Regions from separate parts of the Mus musculus genome. Here regions 2 and 3 are each linked to region 1. A link is a loop called in an ENCODE intact Hi-C map of the cell type or tissue named here. Cell type or tissue: left cerebral cortex. All regions are shown on one strand.

Region 1 (2,500 bases):
CCTTCCATACACTGTGGCATGATTTTGGGAGAGTCCATTTTCCATCTCTGGACCTCCCTTTTCACAGTCTACAAGGGAGGTCGGTGTGGTCTCTATGGGTCTGACACGTCTGTGGTCTGTAATGATTGCCACAAAACTGCTGCAAACCTAGTACCTCAGTTTTCCCGGGCTTCAAGTTCAGGAGTACCATACATGCCCACCACATACATCAGGAACCTTCAGCTCCTTCCCATAGCTAAATCTCGTCTAGAGTCCCCGTGCTCACCTTTAGCCAGTCCCCGTAGTGGACATAGCCCCCGATGTAAGCGGTGTAGGTGCTGATGGCTAGCTGCAGCGCGGCGCCCAACGCAAACCAACGCCGCTTCACTCCGAAGGACATGAAGCTAGCACACAACACAGCTGCCCCCATGTCGAAATATAGATAAGGCACTGGGATGTCGGGCTTCCTGTGGATCGAGTGTAGGGAACAAGGAGGACAGAATGAATAGAGAGTAAGTATCTGGGGACCTCTGTAAGTTCCTGCAATCGCCACTGCCCCCCAAAAACCCGAGATCCTTCTCACTGCCGGAGCCGCCGCCACATCAGTAATGGCCGTACAATCGAAAGAGAGCATCTTCCAACCTGTTTGAGTACCAATTCCTCCCAGTCTAAGTATCCCGACTTCTGGGCCCCAACATCACCGCACCCCAGTTCCTGGGACAGGTCGGACCGCCCCCCACCGCATTCGACGACTTCGTGGGCGCGCTCACCGGCGCGCCTCGGCCCTTTCAGCGTACAACATAAGTTGGCTGAAGCAGCCCCAAAAGGGGCAGCGCGTGAGCAGCACGGAACCCAGCTGCATGATCAGCTGCAGCATCCAGCGTCTCGATCCAATCTTCGAAGCCATCTTGGGAAAGGGCAGTCCGCTACGGCCTCAGCCGGGTCCGGGAGACCAGCAGCGGGGAATGATACAGGCAACTTCCGGTCCCTGACTGTTTTTCTTTTCGTCGGGAAACAAAGCTCTTGCTCCCTAGTTCCGGGTGGGAAAAATGTGTTCTAGAAGGAGGAGTCAGCCTTTCTGAACGCTCCCCATGAAGAGAACTCAGAGCTTCAATTTGCCCTTTCTTTCCCTTTAAAAAGAAAAGATTTGTTTAGGGGCTGGTGAGATGTTTCAGCGGTTAAGGACACTGCTGCTCTTCCAGAGCTCCTGAGTTCAATTCCCAGCAACCACAAGGTGGTTTACAACCGTCTTTAAAGGGATCTGATGCCCTCTTCTGGCATACCGGTGTACGTGAAAACAGAACACTCATACATTAAAAACAAAATATAGACCACTTGTTTATTTTTTTAAGAATTTTTATTTATTTTATTTATGAGTGTACTGTCGCTGTCTTCTGACACACCATCAGGGCATCAGATCTCATTACAGTTGGTTGTATACCATCATGTGGTTGCTGAGAATTCAACTCAGGACCTCTGGAAGTCAGTGCTCTTAAGTGCTGAGCCATCTCTCCAGCTCTGATTTGTTTATTTATGTATATGAATATTCTATTTACATGTATGCCTGCATGACAGAAAGGGGCATCAGATCCTATCATAGATGGTTGTGAGCCACTAAGGTTGCTGGGGACTGAAGTCAGGATCTCTGAAACAAAAGCCGGTGTTCTTTGTACTCTCAAAATGGGACAGGAGCAAGGAGCATGGGGTTGAAACATCAGAAATCCTGGAACACAGCTTGATGTATGGAAGCAACCGACTCTGGACATAACCAGACCTGGACTCCAAGCTGAAAACCGATCCTGTGTCATCTAAATGGAGACTCAAGTGTGAGATGGGGATAATGGCTTTCCACCTCATCACTGCTGGGAGACTTAAATGTAGCAAAGGTGGTTTGGCAGATAATAAGGGTCCCATAAAAGGGTGTGATACAGACCCCAGAGAGAATTCTCTGTCTTTGCTGTCTTTGGCCGAACTTTTAAAGTAAGGAGTCCTCTTGTCTCTAAGTCACCTCTCTTTTGGTCTTGCTGCTTTTGTCTCCTAAGAAAAGAGGAGAGACCTACGTATCCATACAACACAGATGGGAGTTGCTCCCAAGAACCTTTCTAAACATGTCCACCTCCCCCATATCCTTTCTTTCCCTAACTCTGGTGGGTGGTTGGCTAAAAGGGAGGTTAAAGCATTTAAGAACCATCATTAAATATTAAACCTACAGCTCTGCCTGCCTGTGCCTCCTGAGTGCTAGAATTAAAGTCACCATGCTCATCTCACATTCCTCCTCCTCCTCCTCCTCCTCCTCCTCCTCCTCCTCTTTCTTTAAACAAAGACTAAGTATATCAAAGAACTGGGAAATAGGACTGTGTAGATACAAATTGGGCATGGATAATAGACAAGGGGAATGAAAAAAGGCCCGGGTTAGAGGCTATTTTGTCTGCCTCTATCTATCCGTCCTATGCCATAAGACAAGTCCACAGAACAGAATCACTTTCCAAGGAGTTATACTTTATCAGTCTCTTCAGCTACC
Region 2 (2,500 bases), 110 kb after region 1:
AGGGACAAAGCTGTAGTGAGTACTTTTCAGGCTGCTGAGGCAAGAAAGCAGGGCAGAGGTTAGGCTCTGACTGTTAGATGCCTGGGGAGCGAAGGGACACCCACCACTTTGGCCCTCCTCGACCCCACCCAGCTTTGCCACACTCCCAACCCTGGGAACTCAGCTGTGGGTGCTCCGCTAGGCAGTCAGCGGGGCAATTAAAACATGGTATGGCTTCCAGTGGGGTTAATCATAGCTGCGTCCATAGAGGTGCCTTTCTCTGAGGATCTTCAAACCCTCACTAGGCATGATCTCACTCTTCATCTGGGACCCCCTCCCTGGAACACCACCAAGAAGCTGGGGCCAAGCACAGACTGACTGAACAGAGGGTGAGGGACGTGCCGGAAAAGGCCCAGGTCACTGCCACCCACTCTGGGTGGTGGGTGAGTGTTTGTTCTGGCAGAGAATAGGGACCTTCATTCAATGTTCAGAGAGGCCAGCCTGCCATGAGCCAAGGGCTCCTAAACATTGTGTCAAGACCGACCATGCCAGGGCCTGCCCCAGAACCCACATTTAGCATGGTAGAATGATGTCTCTGGCATGGGTACTTTGCCAAACCCATCCGATGGCCTTCTAGTTGAGTAGCTACTGCAGGCACACCTCCACACAGCAGAGTGCCTTGAATGGGTGAGTTAGGAGACCCCAAGCCACTGGGACAGCAGGGAAGGGTAAAGGACCTGGTGAGAATGCTGTGTGGCATGGGGCCAGACCAGGGATTCGGGATTTCTCTGGAAGAGCCTGAGCCAAACTGCAGACATTTTTAAGGAAAAGTGACCTTCTTGGATAGGTGATTGTGACAGGGCTGAGTGTGGTCAGAGGAAGGAGACACAGGCTAGACCCATCCAGGCTGGAGGCTAGGAACTGAAGCTGAGGACAAAACTGTAGGAGAGACATTCTGTGTGGGAGCCTGCGGCCAGGGGGAAGTGAGAGATACAGAGGAGGAGAAGGTTGCTGGAGAGTGGGTGGGAGCAAGCACCGGGAGCAAGGAGGGACCCACATGGCATTGCCAAGACACTGCAGAGCCTGCAGTCTTGAAGACAGAAGCCCGCTGACATCCCTCCACCCTCCCCTGCCAGCTAATCGACCAGCTGTTGTTGTTTCCGCGGCCTCATTCCTCCCCCTAGAGGCTCCTGGAAGTACAGCCATTTCCTCCTAAAGCGAATGGGGCGTAGTTTCCCAAAAGTCTCATCCCTTCAGTCTCCACTTCCAAGGTCAAATCCCTGGACACATCCGCAGTCAGGCACGTGATTCCCCTAGAAACCAGGGAGGGAAAAAAAAAACTAGTCACTGAAGGTAGAGACCGTGCCCAGTTTCGGCATGAGGGGACAAGAAGAGGATTTGCTCAACTGTCTACCCAACATAGCACTACCCTCTAGGGTACTTATCTAAAGTGTGGCCCACTGGAGGCCTTGGCACACCCCCACAAGCTATGTAACTTTGAGTCAGTTTTACCTTTTTAAGACTTAAATTCCACCCAGGTGTGGTAGTGTATCCCTTTAATCCCAGCATTCCTGAGGCAAAGGGAAGTGGATCGCTGAGTTCAAGGCCAGTCTGGTCTACAGAGCTAGTTTCAGGACAGCCAGGACTACACAGAGGAACCCTGTCTCAAAAAACAAAAACAGCAGCACTGCCAACAACAAAACCTTACGTCCTGTAAGTCTCTATCCATCTCAGGTGCTGAACTGAAATTCTTAGCTTGGCCTCATTTCCTGACCAAATCTGTCTTGTATTACAACACTGACTGGTCATCTGAGTAGAGATGGATCTGAGAGTGATTTCAGTTCTAGAAAGCATGGTGTGTGTGTGCAGTGGTTGCTGTTATTTCAAATTCAGGAAGAGTGGTTTGGCTTCTTGGAAGCTCTCTCCACTTCCCCAGACTGAGGTCTATGGGCCATCCTGGGCTTCTACCCTTTTTACCAGCCAATACTTCAGAGGCTGCAGGACCCTGGTCCTTCCTCTACCCTGTCCTGCCCACCCATCTCATGGTTGACTGCTTTGACTAGAAGGCTCACTCCAGAGAAGTGGGGTCCAGGAGTGACCTTTGGCTGAGGCCCTGTTGACCAACAAAAGGGTACCAGCAGGGTCAGAGGCTGGCCCAATACCATCTGCATTAAGATCATGACTCTAGGCAAACTGTTTACCAATGCAGTGAGGGGCCTATTTATAGCCTCAGCTGTTTCTCCAGCTTACCAAGAAGGGGGCAGGGTGGCTCCCCAGAGCAAGGTGCTAGCTGGGACAAGGAACGATTCTCTGCCTAGGTGGCACTGCCCAGACCACTGGACCCCTCATGGCAGGGGAGAGCTTTCCTTTCACATCCTCCACACTGCGTGCTCTCCGCCTGCAGAGAGAGTGGCTGGACTGGGAGGACAGGAGGAGAGCTGCTGCCCAGCAGTGCCGCAGGCACAGGGACCTCCCTTGTCCCCAGGCCCAGCTCCTTAGGCCTCGCCGCTCCTGCCGAGAC
Region 3 (2,500 bases), 67 kb after region 1:
GGCTGGCTGCCTGCCCTCCCAGGGGCTCGGTAGCAGAGCCTGAGGCAGGGAGACAGGACGCCAAGGTTCCTGGCTCCACCCCACACCCATGCCCCAGTTTCTCTGGTCACCCCAAAGGGAGGGGGCAGTCGCCCTCCCTCCTGGGAAAGGAAAGGAGAGAAAGTATAGAGGGCGCTAGGAGGTGCTGGGCAGACAGGTGCTATCATGCGGTTCATCTTCCTCCCACGCAGGGCAGAAGGAACCTAGATGCCTTCTCCAGGGCCCCACCAACAAACATCTAGATGGGATCACGTGGCAGGCCACATTCCTGTCCTTCTCTAAGCCATGGCCCTGAGAACAGGGTACAACCAGGGCAGTTGAGGTCCTAGGTCCCAGGGAGGCTCTTCCAAGTCAAAGCTGCTACAAATCCTAGCCATCATTAACCCCATGCTGGGGAACGTACACACAGGACTGGCTCCAGAAAAAATAAAGAACCCCTCACCCCATTTGCACCCCACCCCACCCCCACCCCGCCTAAAGAAAAAGGTAGAGGGAAACAGACTGGCCTCTTCCAGGGAGCAGAGTTCCTCAGATGGCCAGAGAGGTAGACAGGTCAAGTACTAGCATGTAGCCCAGCCCAGAGATATAAAGAGAGAATGCCCACTGGCCAAAGTGGTGGGCCCAGAAGCTAACTGCTCCGTCTCCACCTGCCACACCTTAGCAGGAACTTGCATGCTGACTTTTTGGCTACGACTGAAGGGATGGACCATTTCCTGTCTTTTGGTCCACCACAGGCCAGCCTCAAAAAAAAAAAAAAAAGAAAAAGTTGTTCTTATGCTGAGAGGAACCAGGGAAGAGAGAGAAAGTGCCCTGCTGTGCTTGCCCTGCGGCTGTATGCCCTAAGAAGGGAGGACCGAATGAGCCAGGATGTGGGGAGAGATCGGTCATACTCGTCACCCCCTCCTGTCTGTAACCTGTCCTGGGGCTCCCAATCTTTCTTAGGGCCTTCTGCAAGGTGTCCACTTTGCTGTGGACACCTATGTGCTCTGAAAACAAAGTCACTTTATTATTGTGGAATTCCAGCTTCTTCCAGGCTTCAGGGCATCGGAGGAAGCCCCAACCCAGATGCCAGCTGAACTTGGAGAACAGATGCTGAGCCCCTTCAAAGAGTAAAAGCTGTGTGCAGACCGGTTGTCTCCATGCCACAGGGCAGCTGGACCCCACTAGAATAACCAGCCCCGGAGCTGTAGAAAAAAACTAAGGGAAGATCCACAGCAGGTCACCTCTCGGCACAAGACTCAACAGTCTTAAAATATAGTTCTATATCCTGTGCCCCTCTCTCTTTCTCCCTCCCATACACGGAAAAGACAGCATCTCCCCCTGCTGGGGGCAGCTGGAAAGCCAGCCAAGAGACAGGTCACCAAGAATACCTATCCTACCAGAGCTCAGAAGCTGCCAAGCTAGCAGAGATCTCCAGCTACAGCCCGCTCCCACCCAGCTCAGGCAGGATGGTTACGAGGAGAACCTGGACCATCAGTGACTAGAACACAGCCCTAGAAACTCGCTGCAAGAGCAAGAACCCCTATAGCTGGGAAATGTCCTCCCCAAGCTACCAACAGATGTCCCTGGGCAGCCTCTGCCTGTCTGATAGAAGAGCAGAGCTGAGGGACCGATGGATAGTCATCAGGCCTCTTCCTGTCCCTTTGATGACCAGAGGATGAGACAGGAAGCCAGAGCTCCAGAGCCCACCTGGTGCGACCCTTAGGGGTTTGAATGAAGGCGAGGGCAGGAAGACCCCAGTGGGAAATACAAAAGCAGTGAGAAGACAGCTGGGGAACGGCTCTCCCCAGTGTGGGGCTGGGTCCCTCCCTGCTTCTTGCAGCTCAGTTCTTATCCAATCCCCTCATCCTTCTTTTCTCTAGAAAATATCCATCTAACCATGCTTGCAGAAAAAGATACAGGACCAGGCAGTGCTGGGAAGGGCTAGGGTTGGGCGGGATACAGCAGGAGAGGCACTGACCATCTCAGACTGTTTACAAGGAGACAGCTAGGGGCAAGAGACAGCGATTACTCCGACCATGCTAACTTGCGACCTTCTGGGGAACTCCTGAGGGTCCGGCTCAAGTCATTTGGACACACCCTCATAGGCACACTCGTCGGGACACACCCAAACAGAGCTACCTTGTGTCCCACCCACAGACTATTCCTGGCAGCACCCAGCAAGGTCCTAGCAGAAAGGAATGGGAAATGGGAGTCAAAGACCCCCAACACAAGAATCCACCAAGAGGAAGAAGGTCATCTCCTTACACTCAGCAAAGAGCCAAGACTCTTCTACAAACACATAACCCCACTCCTATCCCTACACTGTATAGCCTAAGGCATTGGGCTCTTTAAAGCTCCACCAGGAAAAAGGTACAGCACAGGAAAAAGCCATCACCACGAGAAGTAGCACGAGCTGTCTCCAGGAAAACGCTTCCAACACTGTCCCAGGCTACCCAGGGAAAGTCACACCTCCATCTCA

The links. A loop is a pair of places that touch in the nucleus more often than their neighbours do. Peaks named below come from ENCODE experiments on the same cell type or tissue, not always from the same donor. Only the 100,000 strongest peaks of a DNase experiment are listed, where the experiment ranks them.
Region 2: it touches region 1 in a loop (2.7-fold over the local background); 11 of 42 quality-filtered maps call a loop at or near these places.
Region 3: a loop joins it to region 1, with 2.2 times the contacts of the local background. A loop is called at or near these places in 9 of 42 quality-filtered maps.

The regions. Positions count from the first base shown.
Region 1 is chr11:102,155,459-102,157,958 of GRCm38, forward strand. It overlaps Tmem101 (transmembrane protein 101), which reads right to left and starts at 949. Exons shown (of 4, transcript NM_029649.2): 1 at 750-949; 2 at 266-446. The coding sequence starts at 886. In left cerebral cortex, a CTCF peak has its summit at 1,248 (motif pointing left); DNase peaks (open chromatin) are centred at 405 and 937; H3K4me3 peaks cover 1,327 bases; H3K27ac peaks cover 635 bases.
Region 2 is chr11:102,266,497-102,268,996 of GRCm38, forward strand. It overlaps Asb16 (ankyrin repeat and SOCS box-containing 16), which reads left to right and starts at 2,255. Exons shown (of 5, transcript NM_148953.3): 1 at 2,255-2,500. The coding sequence starts at 2,327. In left cerebral cortex, a CTCF peak has its summit at 1,150 (motif pointing left); a DNase peak (open chromatin) is centred at 1,137.
Region 3 is chr11:102,221,972-102,224,471 of GRCm38, forward strand. All of the region lies in intron 2 of Hdac5 (histone deacetylase 5), which reads right to left. Among named protein-coding and RNA genes, the nearest start is that of Mir8101, 6.9 kb to the right of the region's middle. In left cerebral cortex, a CTCF peak has its summit at 1,374 (motif pointing left); DNase peaks (open chromatin) are centred at 26 and 1,363; H3K27ac peaks cover 413 bases.